3 separate regions of the Homo sapiens genome follow, and regions 2 and 3 are each linked to region 1. Evidence: chromatin contacts called from ENCODE Hi-C or POLR2A ChIA-PET data. All regions are on one chromosome and are shown on one strand. The core of a region is the stretch at or near the end of the contact, and the rest is flanking DNA. Distances in the headings are between cores, read along the strand shown. Region 1 holds the start of PKD2L2 (polycystin 2 like 2, transient receptor potential cation channel). Region 2 holds the start of CDC23 (cell division cycle 23). Region 3 holds the start of KDM3B (lysine demethylase 3B).

The links. Hi-C counts contacts between places; a loop is a spot of excess contacts on that map. ChIA-PET counts read pairs that join two places held with the same protein, here RNA polymerase II (POLR2A). Pooled maps may share reads with other maps.
Region 2: a loop to region 1 is called in a map with no recorded cell type, with 10 times the contacts of the local background. The contact joins the promoter of CDC23 here to the promoter of PKD2L2 in region 1. A Hi-C loop is called at or near these places in 2 of 37 single-sample maps with no recorded cell type and 6 of 50 pooled maps. POLR2A ChIA-PET finds 5 or more read pairs at or near these places in 1 of 52 experiments (activated CD8-positive, alpha-beta T cell).
Region 3: a loop to region 1 is called in a pooled map, with 8 times the contacts of the local background. The contact joins the promoter of KDM3B here to the promoter of PKD2L2 in region 1. A Hi-C loop is called at or near these places in 6 of 50 pooled maps.

The regions. Positions count from the first base shown.
Region 1 is chr5:137,888,207-137,891,683 of GRCh38, reverse strand. It overlaps PKD2L2 (polycystin 2 like 2, transient receptor potential cation channel), which reads right to left and starts at 2,227. Exons shown (of 15, transcript NM_001300921.2): 1 at 2,162-2,227; 2 at 1,102-1,203. The coding sequence starts at 2,192. PKD2L2-DT (PKD2L2 divergent transcript) reads left to right here and starts at 2,365. Exons shown (of 4, transcript XR_948815.3): 1 at 2,365-2,537; 2 at 3,396-3,477.
Region 2 is chr5:138,212,049-138,215,733 of GRCh38, reverse strand. CDC23 (cell division cycle 23) reads left to right here and starts at 2,411. Exons shown (of 16, transcript NM_004661.4): 1 at 2,411-2,582; 2 at 2,671-2,743. The coding sequence starts at 2,422. RefSeq lists an enhancer at 2,100-2,394.
Region 3 is chr5:138,351,191-138,354,788 of GRCh38, reverse strand. KDM3B (lysine demethylase 3B) reads right to left here and starts at 2,104. Exons shown (of 24, transcript NM_016604.4): 1 at 1,802-2,104. The coding sequence starts at 1,993. RefSeq lists an enhancer at 1,165-1,264 and silencers at 1,515-1,984, 2,065-2,304, 2,325-2,404.

The sequences.
Region 1 (3,477 bases), core at 978-3,477:
TTATAAATGGAGATTCAGGTTGCTGTATTATATTAAAAAAAGTGTTCTTTAAAAATCTCTGAATAATGGGATTATAAATGATCTTTTTACTTACATTTTTACATTTTCCAAATGTTCTGTAGTAAGCATGTAGTTTTCATAACCAAGCTTTTATAAAGCAGTCTAAGATATCTTAATTTATAAAGTTGCCTACAGTTATCTTTTTTTTTTTTTTCCTTGGGACAGGGTCTCAGCCTGTCACCCAGGCTGAAGTGCAGTCGTTGCAATCACAGTTCACTGCAGCCTCGACCTCCTGTGCTCAAGCAATCCTCCACCTCAGCCTTCTCAGTAGCTAGGACTACAGGGGTGTGCCACCACACCTGGCTAATTTTATAGTTGTCTTTTCAATCAAGAGCAGACTCAAACTCACCCCTACAACACCAATTAATTACTTAATTGCTATACAATTGCCAGTGTGTAGCACATACCAACATGAGACAATACTGCCAGTGAGCTTTCATCTACTGTTATGTTGGGTGCCATCGACAAATGCTCTTTAATACTCCTCTTTGCATATTAAGCCAATGCTATTGACCCACAGGTAGGAGGAATGCAGGTTGAGATGTTTTCCCAGTCCTCCTTAATTATTTGCATTGACTCAGCACAAACTATTTTTTTAACTGCAATAGGTCAGTGAAAAGAACCAAGCTAATGGCAGACACCAAGATGAACTTTGGCCTCATTTGTACTTTGATTTATGAAACTCAGCTGATGTGTCTATATGACTCTAAACAAAATCAAATTGCAGTTGCCAACCCAAGGGATGAATTATGCTCAAGACAGAACTGCCAAATGAAAGGAATAATTCTAATTCAGTCAGTATTGACTATGGAAGCTTCTTACATTTGCGATGTAAAATTTTGCCCCTTAAGAACTGAAAATAGTCAATTTCTAAATGAAATGAATCTAAATGAATTTAAGATTATGTTTAAACGTGTCACTGTATTTTGAGTTTTAGTAGCCTGACAGCCTGTGGTTTTGAAGTTTGTATGTTTTATTTTTCATCTCCACATTTTAACTTCTTAGTTCAAACAAACAGCATCTTTATATCTGTGTACTTACATATACATAGGTTTATTAAAAAAATAAAGTAGAGTAACAATTCCTGAAGTGTGGTTGTAATTTCTACTTCCTTTCTGTAATGCAACTTATGTTTCGAAGCCCCTGTGAGATATAAGACAAAATTTTTCTTTACATTATTATGTAATTTATAAGTGACAACAATGGAAAAACCACAGCCACTTTTAGTCCTTACACTGCGGGGAGGAAAGCTCCAATAGCTTCTGGCTATTTTTCAATTCTTAGTTTTACGAGGCAGGGATAATTTTTTTACTATATACTATTAATAACAGATTTTTTTTTTGAGACGGAGTCTAGCTCTGTCGCCAGGCTGGAGTTCAGTGACGCGATCTCGTCTCACTGCAGCCTCCGCCTCCCCGGTTCAAGCGATTCTCCTGCCTCAGCCTCCCGAGTAGCTGGGACTACAGGCGCGCGCCACCACACCCAGCTAATTTTCGTATTTTTAGTAGAGATGGGGTTTCACCATGTTGGCCAGGATGGTCTCGATCTCTTGACCTTGTGATCCGCCCGCCTCGGCCTCCCAAAGTGTTGGGATTACAGGCTTGAGCCACTGCGCCCGGCCACTAACAGATTTTATATCATGATGTCTTCTCGCCAGTCTTAAGATGAAAAAGCAAAATACGAAACAAGTAAAACCTCTCATCTGTCCTAACCGTTTTCTCCACCCTCAATACAGCTTCTTGGGAAGGCTGGTTTCTGCTGGACAGGGGAAAAACACCTCGGCTTGAATTCTGTCAAGGTCACGACTCCCCAGATCAACCAAGGACTTTAGAGACCGGCCTAGCGACGGTCACTCGACAGGTGACAACGCCCAGCTCGAGCCTCCGGCAAGAGGCGAGCGCCACCTCGCTCAGGGCTTCAGTTTTCCCGTCTGTGCAATGGGACCATCTGTCCCTCTCCGCTTCCCCAGGGGAGGCTGTGAGGGCTAAAGGTGTCGGCAGTCACATCTCTCAAACGAATTTGGGGCCGCAGAGTTCCTTTCAGGGTGTCTGGAACTGCCAAATCGCCCCTGTCCCTCCCACTCCTTAAGAGGACCCCTCACCGCCTCGGTGCCACCGTGACGCCTCAGCCATGGCGGACCTGCACTACACCGCCCGTTCGTTCGCCTGAGGCCGCGGCGCTTGCGCGCTAGTCTTGCGGCGCGCGCTGCCCGGCTCTGACGCCTGCGCGAGCCCCCAGCTCCTCCAGGGCGGCGAGCTACTCGACAAGTCGTCAGCGCGGCTGCGCCGCAGGAGCCCGGGAGGCCTTTCGCCCGAGGCGGGCTGCGGGCTGCTGGGGTCTGGTGCGGAGGGCCAACTTCTGGGAATAACCTGGCTGTGGGCTTAAAAATCGTAGTCATTCATTATCACGGGCTTCTCTCTCTCGAATACCTTTAACATTTATCGCCTTGTTAGTCTCCACATCCACCTCCGTGAAAGGTAGGTATTTTTGTCCTCATTTTAGGCCTGAAGAAACCGAGAAGCTGAGAAATGAAGTAATTCACTGGAAGTTGGGGCCAAGTCTTGGATGCCCAAGCCCAAATTCCTAACCGTGACCCTACGCTGCTGCTGCTGCTGCTACTTGCAGAAACTGGTTATTAACCGAGAGCTGTTGCTGGAAGTAGCTTCCACTCCCCTGCCCCCGTGATGTAAAAATAGATGAAAAACTCTGCAGTGATTATGTGAAAGGTCAGGCCGACACAGGAGTCCTGGGGCCCAGACCCACATCTGACCCAGAAGCTTTGCAAAGATGAGAAGGTTGGTAAACCAGCTATAGAAAAGGCCAAACTAATTTGGCTGTAAATTAAGGCAGCCAAAAGCCCTCCAGGATGTAAGACCAGGACGGATTCTCGTGTTGATAAAAAGGAAAATAAAATGGAATCCAGTCCAAAGGCCCCAGGGAAACCTGCAAAGAAAACCACTAACCAGTTTTGAAAGTAAAAGATAAAGCCACTTTTGTTATTTCCCTGAAAGAGATGTAGACTGCTGTCGATAAATGCTGTTTTATGTGTAGATAAAAAGCAAAACGGCCACACAGTAGTGAGGGTCAAAAACTACCATCGATGAGAGGAACAGGAGAGGCCTCGCAAAAGGCTGACAGCCAGTGAACTAGAAGCCCGAGAGGAAAAAAAGCTTTAGAATAGTTTTAACAAAAGGATTTGGGCTTTCCTGTACTGGGACTCTCAGCTGTTCACAAAATTATGCTTTCTAAAGTAACAGATTATCTGAAATTGAAATTATTAGAGGAAAAACACCCATATATAGGTAATCAAATTTACATAATTTTTTTTTTTTTAGAGATGGAGTCTCGCTATATTTCCCAGTCTGGCCTCAAACTCCTGATCTTAAGGGATCCCCAGCTCAACCTCTCCCAGCAGCT
Region 2 (3,685 bases), core at 1,162-3,661, 320 kb before region 1:
TTTTTTGTATTTTTAGTACAGACGGGGTTTCACTGTGTCAGCCAGGATGGTCTCGATCTCCTGACCTCGTGATCCACCCGCCTCTGCCTCCCAAAGTGCTGGGATTACACGCGTGAGCCACCACGCCCACCTCCCATATTTTTCTTTATAGTTAATGTATTCTTCAAGTTTTTGCCATTGACATTACTTCTTTTTTTTTTTTTGAGATAGGGTCTCTGCATCCAGGCTGGAGAGTGCAGTGGTGCAATCATAGCTCACTGCAACCTCAAACTCCTGGACTCAAGTGATCCTCCCACCTCAGCCTCCCGAGTAGCTGGGATGACAGGCATGCACCACCATGCCTGGATATATATTTTTTTAATTTTTAATTTTTATAGTAGTAGTGATAGGGAGGTCTTGGTATGTTGCCCAGGCTGGTCTTCAACAGCTGGGCTCAAATGATCTTCCCGCCTCAGCCTCCCAAAGCACTGGGAATATAGGCCCGCAAATTGATTTTTTTAAAGGGTAAAATGGGCTGGGCATGGTGGCTTATGCTTGTAATCCCAGAACTTTGGGAGGGCAAGGCGAGAGGATCATTTAAGCCCAGGAGTTTGAGACCAGCCTGGGCAACATAGGGAGATTCTGTCCCTACGAAAATTACAAAAAAAAAAAAAATTAGCTGGGTGTCGTGACACACACCTGTGGTCCCAGCTACTTGGGAGGCTGAGGCGGCAGGATCACTGGAGCCCAGGAGTTTGAGGATGCAGTGAGCCTTGATCGGGCCGCGGCCACTCCAGCCTGGATGACAGAACGAGACCTTCTTTCTTTTTTTTTTTTTTGAGACAGAGTCTCGTTCTGTCGCCCAGGCTGGAGTGCAGTGGCGCGATCTCTGCTCACTGCAAGCTCCGCCTCCCAGGTTCACGCCATTCTGTCTCAGCTTCCAGAGTAGCTGGGACTACAGGTGCCTGCCACCACGCCCGGCTAATTTTTTTTTTTTTTGTATTTTTAGTAGAGACAGGGGTTTCACCGTGTTAGCCAAGATGGTCTTGATCTCCTGACCTCGTGATCCGCCCGCCTTCGCCTCGCAAAGTGCTGGGATTACCGGCGTGAGCCACCGCGCCCGGCCGAGACCCTTTCTTAAAATAAATAAAATAATAAAATAACAATTTAAAAATAGATAACTTCTATATAACACCCAGTGAATGACAAAATGGTTTCAAAAAAAATTCCCGAGGGGTTGGTAAGATAGTATACTACTATGAAAGGATAAAAACCAAAAAACGCCGAAAATGTTCATGTAATGTTTAAGAACATTGGGCTTTGGAGTAAAATCTGGTTTATAGTCTAGACTCTCTCCTTGGAAGAGTGATAGAACTTCTCTGAGCTTCCGTTTTTTCTTTTTTTTCTTTTCTGGTTTTGTTTTTTTTTTTTTTTTTTTTTGACGGAGTCTCGCTCTGTCGCCCAGGCTGGAGTGCAATGGCACGATCTCGGCTCATTGCAACCTCCGCCTCCCAGGTTCAAGCGATTCTCCTGCCTCAGCCTGCCGAGTAGCTGGGACTACAGACACGTGCCACCACGCCCGGCTAATTTTTATGTATTTTTAGTAGAGACGGGGTTTCACCGTGTTGGCCAGGATGGTCTCGATCTCCTGACCTCGTGATCCGCCCGCCTCGGCCTCCCACAGTGTTGGATTACAGGCTTGAGCCACCGCGCCTGGCCGAGCTTCCGTTTTTCTTTCTATAAAATTGGGATGATACGAATATCATAGTGCTGTTTTTAGGATTAAACCAGATTATAGTTGTAAAAGAGCAGAACCTGTTGTAGGATAAACCCTCAATAAATGTGAAATGTTAACAATTATTGTTAAATAAATGTTACAGAACAATGCTCTCACCCCCACCTCCCCGGGCTACCCGGGGTAAGAAAGGGTAGACAAAGAGGAAAAATCCTCCACATGGGGCGATACATCCTCCTATTTTAAGGAAGAATCCAGAGGCTACCATGCATCTTTCCTAGCATATACATCACTTTGTCATTATCTGGTACAGAGTCGGCCCTGAAACTACACCCTTTCTATTTTTCATCCAATCACATCACCCGTGAAAGGCACTCTCCCTTCTCCACCCTTTCTTGCCCCTACTCCCACCCCTAGCTTCCCAGTTTACTTTTCCCAGTCACTCATTCCCCTCTTCCCCGCCCCGCCCAGAGGTCGTGGCTTCTCCCTCGCCCCGCCTATTTTCTAATTTTCCCGCCTCAGTAGCTCTTGGCCATTTGGGGATGTAGTTGTTTCTTTTCCCCCGCCTCTTCGTGACGTTTCAGAAATAAGACCTATGATTGGTTTTTCCGGAGCAAGAGCCGGCCAATGACAGGCAGATATTTTTGGTGCAGATGGGCAGCCAGTATTATCGCCGATGATTGGCTGGAGTGGCCCGAGTCGGGAAAATGGCTGCGAGTACCTCCATGGTCCCGGTGGCTGTGACGGCGGCAGTGGCGCCTGTCCTGTCCATAAACAGCGATTTCTCAGATTTGCGGGAAATTAAAAAGCAACTGCTGCTTATTGCGGGCCTTACCCGGGAGCGGGGCCTACTACACAGTAGCAAATGGTGAGATGTTGGAGTGGGAAGGGACGGGGCTTGGATCCTTGGCCTTGGGGGGCTTGTCGAGCTGATCTAGTTTGTGTGGGTGTTCCAGGTCGGCGGAGTTGGCTTTCTCTCTCCCTGCATTGCCTCTGGCCGAGCTGCAACCGCCTCCGCCTATTACAGAGGTAAGGACATGTTTACAGTGAGCGCTCCCCATCAACCCAGGGGTGTGCCTCAAGAGCCACTGAGTGCCCTGTCACTGGAGGAGAGCAAACTGCTTAGCAGAAATGTTTGTAGAGGGAATTCAGGCATTCAAAGAGCTGAGTGTTTTAAATGATTTTATCCATTTAGTTTTCTTGAGCTTTGAAAGACTTGGTGGTGCTCTTATTTAAAGCTGGGGAGAATTAGTAAACAATTACTGCTTATGATTTCAGCCTTTTAGGGCTTATAGCCAAACCTAGACATAAGAGTGCCTCATAATAGTAAATATTATTATAAGGAATTATTATAAGGATATCTCATAATAAATACCCAAAAGGATGAGAAGAATCAAAAGTTTTGGTCTGGCGCGGTGGCTCACGCCTGTAATCCCAACACTTTAGGAGGCCGAGGTGGGCGGATCACGAGGTTAGGAGTTCGAGACCAGCTTGGCCAACACGGTGAAACCCCGTCTCTAGTAAAAATACAAAATTAGCCGGACATGGTGGCGCGCGCCTGTAATCCCAGTTACTCGGGAGGCTGAGACAGGAGAATCGCTTAAACCCGGGAGGCGAAGGTTGCAGTGAGCTGAGATCGCGCCATTGCACTCCAGCCCGAGGGCAGAGCGGGACACTGTCTCAAAATAAATAATAAATAAATAAAGTTTTTACAATACCTACACTGTTGTCTGATCAGCATAGCAAATAATGGTTAAGTTTGGGTGCTGGATTGAGACGACTCTGGGTTCAAATGACCTTTGGCAACTTAACCTTCTGAGCCAGTTTCCTCATCTGTGCAGTGACGATAGTAATAGTATCTACTCAATGGGGATATTGAGAGAAGTCAATGAGATAATAATATAGACCGCTTAGAAGTGTGCCTGGTGCTTGCATCTATATTTCGGTCAAGTTCTTTATTAGCAGCACCAA
Region 3 (3,598 bases), core at 855-3,354, 460 kb before region 1:
TATGCAAGACCTCAACACAGCTGTAATGTTCTTTGCTTTAATTTCCAAGAATCACTGCAACTTTTTACTTGGTTTGAGAACCCAGTTCCGTGGGATCAGTGGTAAAATTATTCAGTATTTAGCTTAGTGGGTGTCCAGCAAGGAAGTGAGCTCCAAAATCCTCTGCCCTTAGGGAGCACAGCAAACGACAAAGTGAATGGGGAGCCATTTCAGGTGCAGAGCTCATTAGCAATTCATCTGATGGAGGAAACGAGACGACCACTGCAAGAACCAGAAAAAAATCCCAATGAATAGCTAGGGCAAAGTAGGCCTTCGGTCAAAGTATGCATATAATAGTGGATCTTAAGTATGTTTTGCCTCCAAGGTGGTAGAATGAATCTGAAATGGACACTTCTTTTCCCATCCCAGCCATCTTTTAAAGAAAGCGCAGAGGAATAGAGATCCAAATCCCAGTCTTAATCATCATTCCATCCCCTTAAATTTTTAGTATCTTTTTGCAAATTTGCCCCACTGAGGCCTTATAAATGTCCTAGTAACGTTTCTTATACAGCATGAAGAAAAATCAAAGCAAATGAACCCAAGTAGCAGAAGCAAAGCCTAAGCCATCCACAAAAAAAATCCATAAAGCTTGTATATTAGTGAAAAAGGACAGTCTAACACCGTTGATCAATAGGAAGAAAAATGAACATCGGAAGCCTACAACATTACTTCCAAATCTCACAAACTGCGTTCCCGTTTATATCTGCAAAAGCAAGTTCATCAAGAAAATTTACTTTCTGCTTGCTGATCTATTACATTCCAAAAGACCACCCCCTGCCCCAACACGCACACACACCATTTTTCATAGCCTTATCTCACCAGAGAAGCTAGGGCCCCTATCAAAATGAGGAAATAAAGTGGCTTGCCAAAACTCAAACACTATATTTTACCGCCACATTAACGAGAATAACACATCATGATCCCGAATGCTAGTTAAGTTGTATGACTGAACAACTTTAATCACAAAACACACCAAGGCATTCAAAAAGGGCCAAGCCCAAACACAAAGTTTCAAAACAAAACCTCTCCCAAGGTTGGGGGAGTAGCTGAGCTGGGAGCAAAAAGCACTACCCAGCAGCCCCGTTCGGCCACTAAGAAAGATCTCAAACTTAACAAAAACAGCCACAACTGCAGCTCCTGTCACCCAGAAGCGTTAAGGAAAGGAGAGGAGAGCTCGAGACAGTGCCGAGAGCTGGCCTTTCTGGAGACCGCCAGGCCGAGCCCAGCTCAGATGAGGAAGTAACTGCCAGATAAAAAAGCCCCGACCAGCTCCAACTGCAGCCTCCGTGCCTCCCATAACTGCCCACATTCCCGCCCCACTTGGGGCTCTGGGAGAAAAGGAACAGGGCGCAGGTCTCCTGGGAGAGGCTGGGGACCACAGGTCCGCGTCTTCGAGAGGGCAGCGGCAACACTGGCCGAACTCTGAGGCTCCCGGGAGCTCAAGATTCGAGAGCCTGCTCCGAAGGCGTGTTGGGGGGAACGCCGAGAAAAGGGTCGCCCAGGAGGCGGGGCCTGCTGGCTGCAAGCAGCAGCTCCGGACGCCCTGGCCGCCCCCCGGGGGAAACCGGGGCGCACACCCCGACGCGGAAGCCATGCCGGCAAGCGCTCGGGGTGCGGAGGTGCCGGCGGGGGGCGCTAAGGAGACCCGGGGGCACGGAAATGGGTCACCCCCATCCCACCGCCCCCTCACAAAGGCCCCCGGGGAGGCCGCCCGCAGGCCCCGCAGCCCCGGCCTCGAGTGCCCGACTCGGCCGCCACTCACCGCTAGGTCCTGGGGCACCGCCCCGCTCATGGCCCGCACCGTGCCGGCCCGCCAGGCTCGAGTGCGCAGCGCAGGCCCCGGATCTCCGCTCGCCGCTGCCGCCGCGGGAGCCGAGGCCGAGGCTGAGGCCGCAGTGTCCGCGAACAGCAGCAGCAGCCGCTTGCCCACCGGGGAGGCCGCCGCGTCCGCCATCGCCGGGGCCGGCCTGACCCGCGCTCCCGCCCGCCGCCTCCCACCACCTCCGCCGCCAAGCGCCCGATCCGCCCGCAAGGCCTCCCTCCGCACCACCCGCGGCCGCCGTTCCCCCCCACCCCCCCCAACAGCCACCACCAACCACCGGCGCAGCGCAGCGCCCCCCGTGGCCGGGAGCGGAGCCGCAGCCTGGGCCCCGCACAGCGCCCCCCGCGCTCTGGAGCGGGGCGACAGCTCCTGGCCCCTCGCAGCGCTCCGCCCCAATCTCCCCGGGGCCTGCAGTGCCCCCTGCGGTCTGGAGGGGAATTGCAGGTCCGGCCGGGGTAGGGAAGTGGGCGGGTCCTTCAGCTTCCCCATGGCATCATCCCTGGTCTCAATCTTCCTTCAGGGAGTCGTATATATGAGAGGGCTTTAGCTTGCTCTCCTCGGATACCAAAGACATTTACGGGGTAAGGGGGTGAGGGGCAAGGTACCTAGAGAGTGGATGTTTTGAGCTATTTAGTGTCTCCAATACCCCCATTGATTTCCTATCCTGAAAATATGAGCTCCTACCTGCTGTCTTGTAGGAAATGTTCTCCCCATTGGTCCATGAGACACAATGTCTTCCTTCTCAATGGCCCATAACAGCACCATCCCATTCTATACTGCCAGCACTTCTTAGGTTCCTTTCCAATTGGCCAATGTATTACTTCCATTGGATGTATAATGCCACTCTTTCCACTGACTGAAGGCCAACGTGCCCCCCAACATCTTGGTGTTTTTCCTAAAACCGACCTAACTTCTTCCCCTTCCTAGTCTGCCAATGTTATTAAGTCTACGTGTTTCTCCATTCAACTCTTAGGGGAACTGGAAATAGACCAACAGTAAAGGGGTTCTCTTAGTAGCACTCCATCTTACCATGGAATTAGTGGGGCTGGGGGCAAAGAAAATTCTGTAACTCTTATCTGAATGCATTTAATACAGGTGTGGGAGACTGATAGCTCCTGATTAGAAAAGGAGCCTGCAGAGAAAGTGAGATGCTGAGATTTTTGGCTAGATTGTTACCCACAATAAGCAACAGGAAATTGCCTCAATCATTTAAAGCTGGCAATATCAGGGACTAGCACATTCCATGGTCTCATGGATGCAGAGACTGAGTATACACAAAATGGATACAAAAGATAAAGGGTATAGTAATAACCCATGACTGTTGTTCTAAAAGTGACTTTTTGATTTTCCCTACAGACAGGAAATAGTGGTAGCTGGTTCTTTCTCCAAGGCTTCTGTGCCTACCCCAGCTATCTCCTGTCCATAACCTTGTCTACACCCTTGACCTACTTTTCTTGTAACAAAGGCTTGGGGAGAGGGGTAACCAACTATTGACTTTATACTTTTACTAAAGTATAAAACATATAGGAAAATCATTCTAGAACCAACCCTGTGGAGCACCAAGGAAACATTCCTCCCTCCACTTCTTTTTAACTTCCATCTCCCACAGCCAACCTGAGGCCTGACTCAGAATGTTTTTCTGGGCTGAGAGCCACCTCTTAAAGCACATGGCCCATAAGCTGTAGTTGGTAGGAGGGGAACAAGGGTGAATCCATACAAGATCTATCTGCCTTGCAA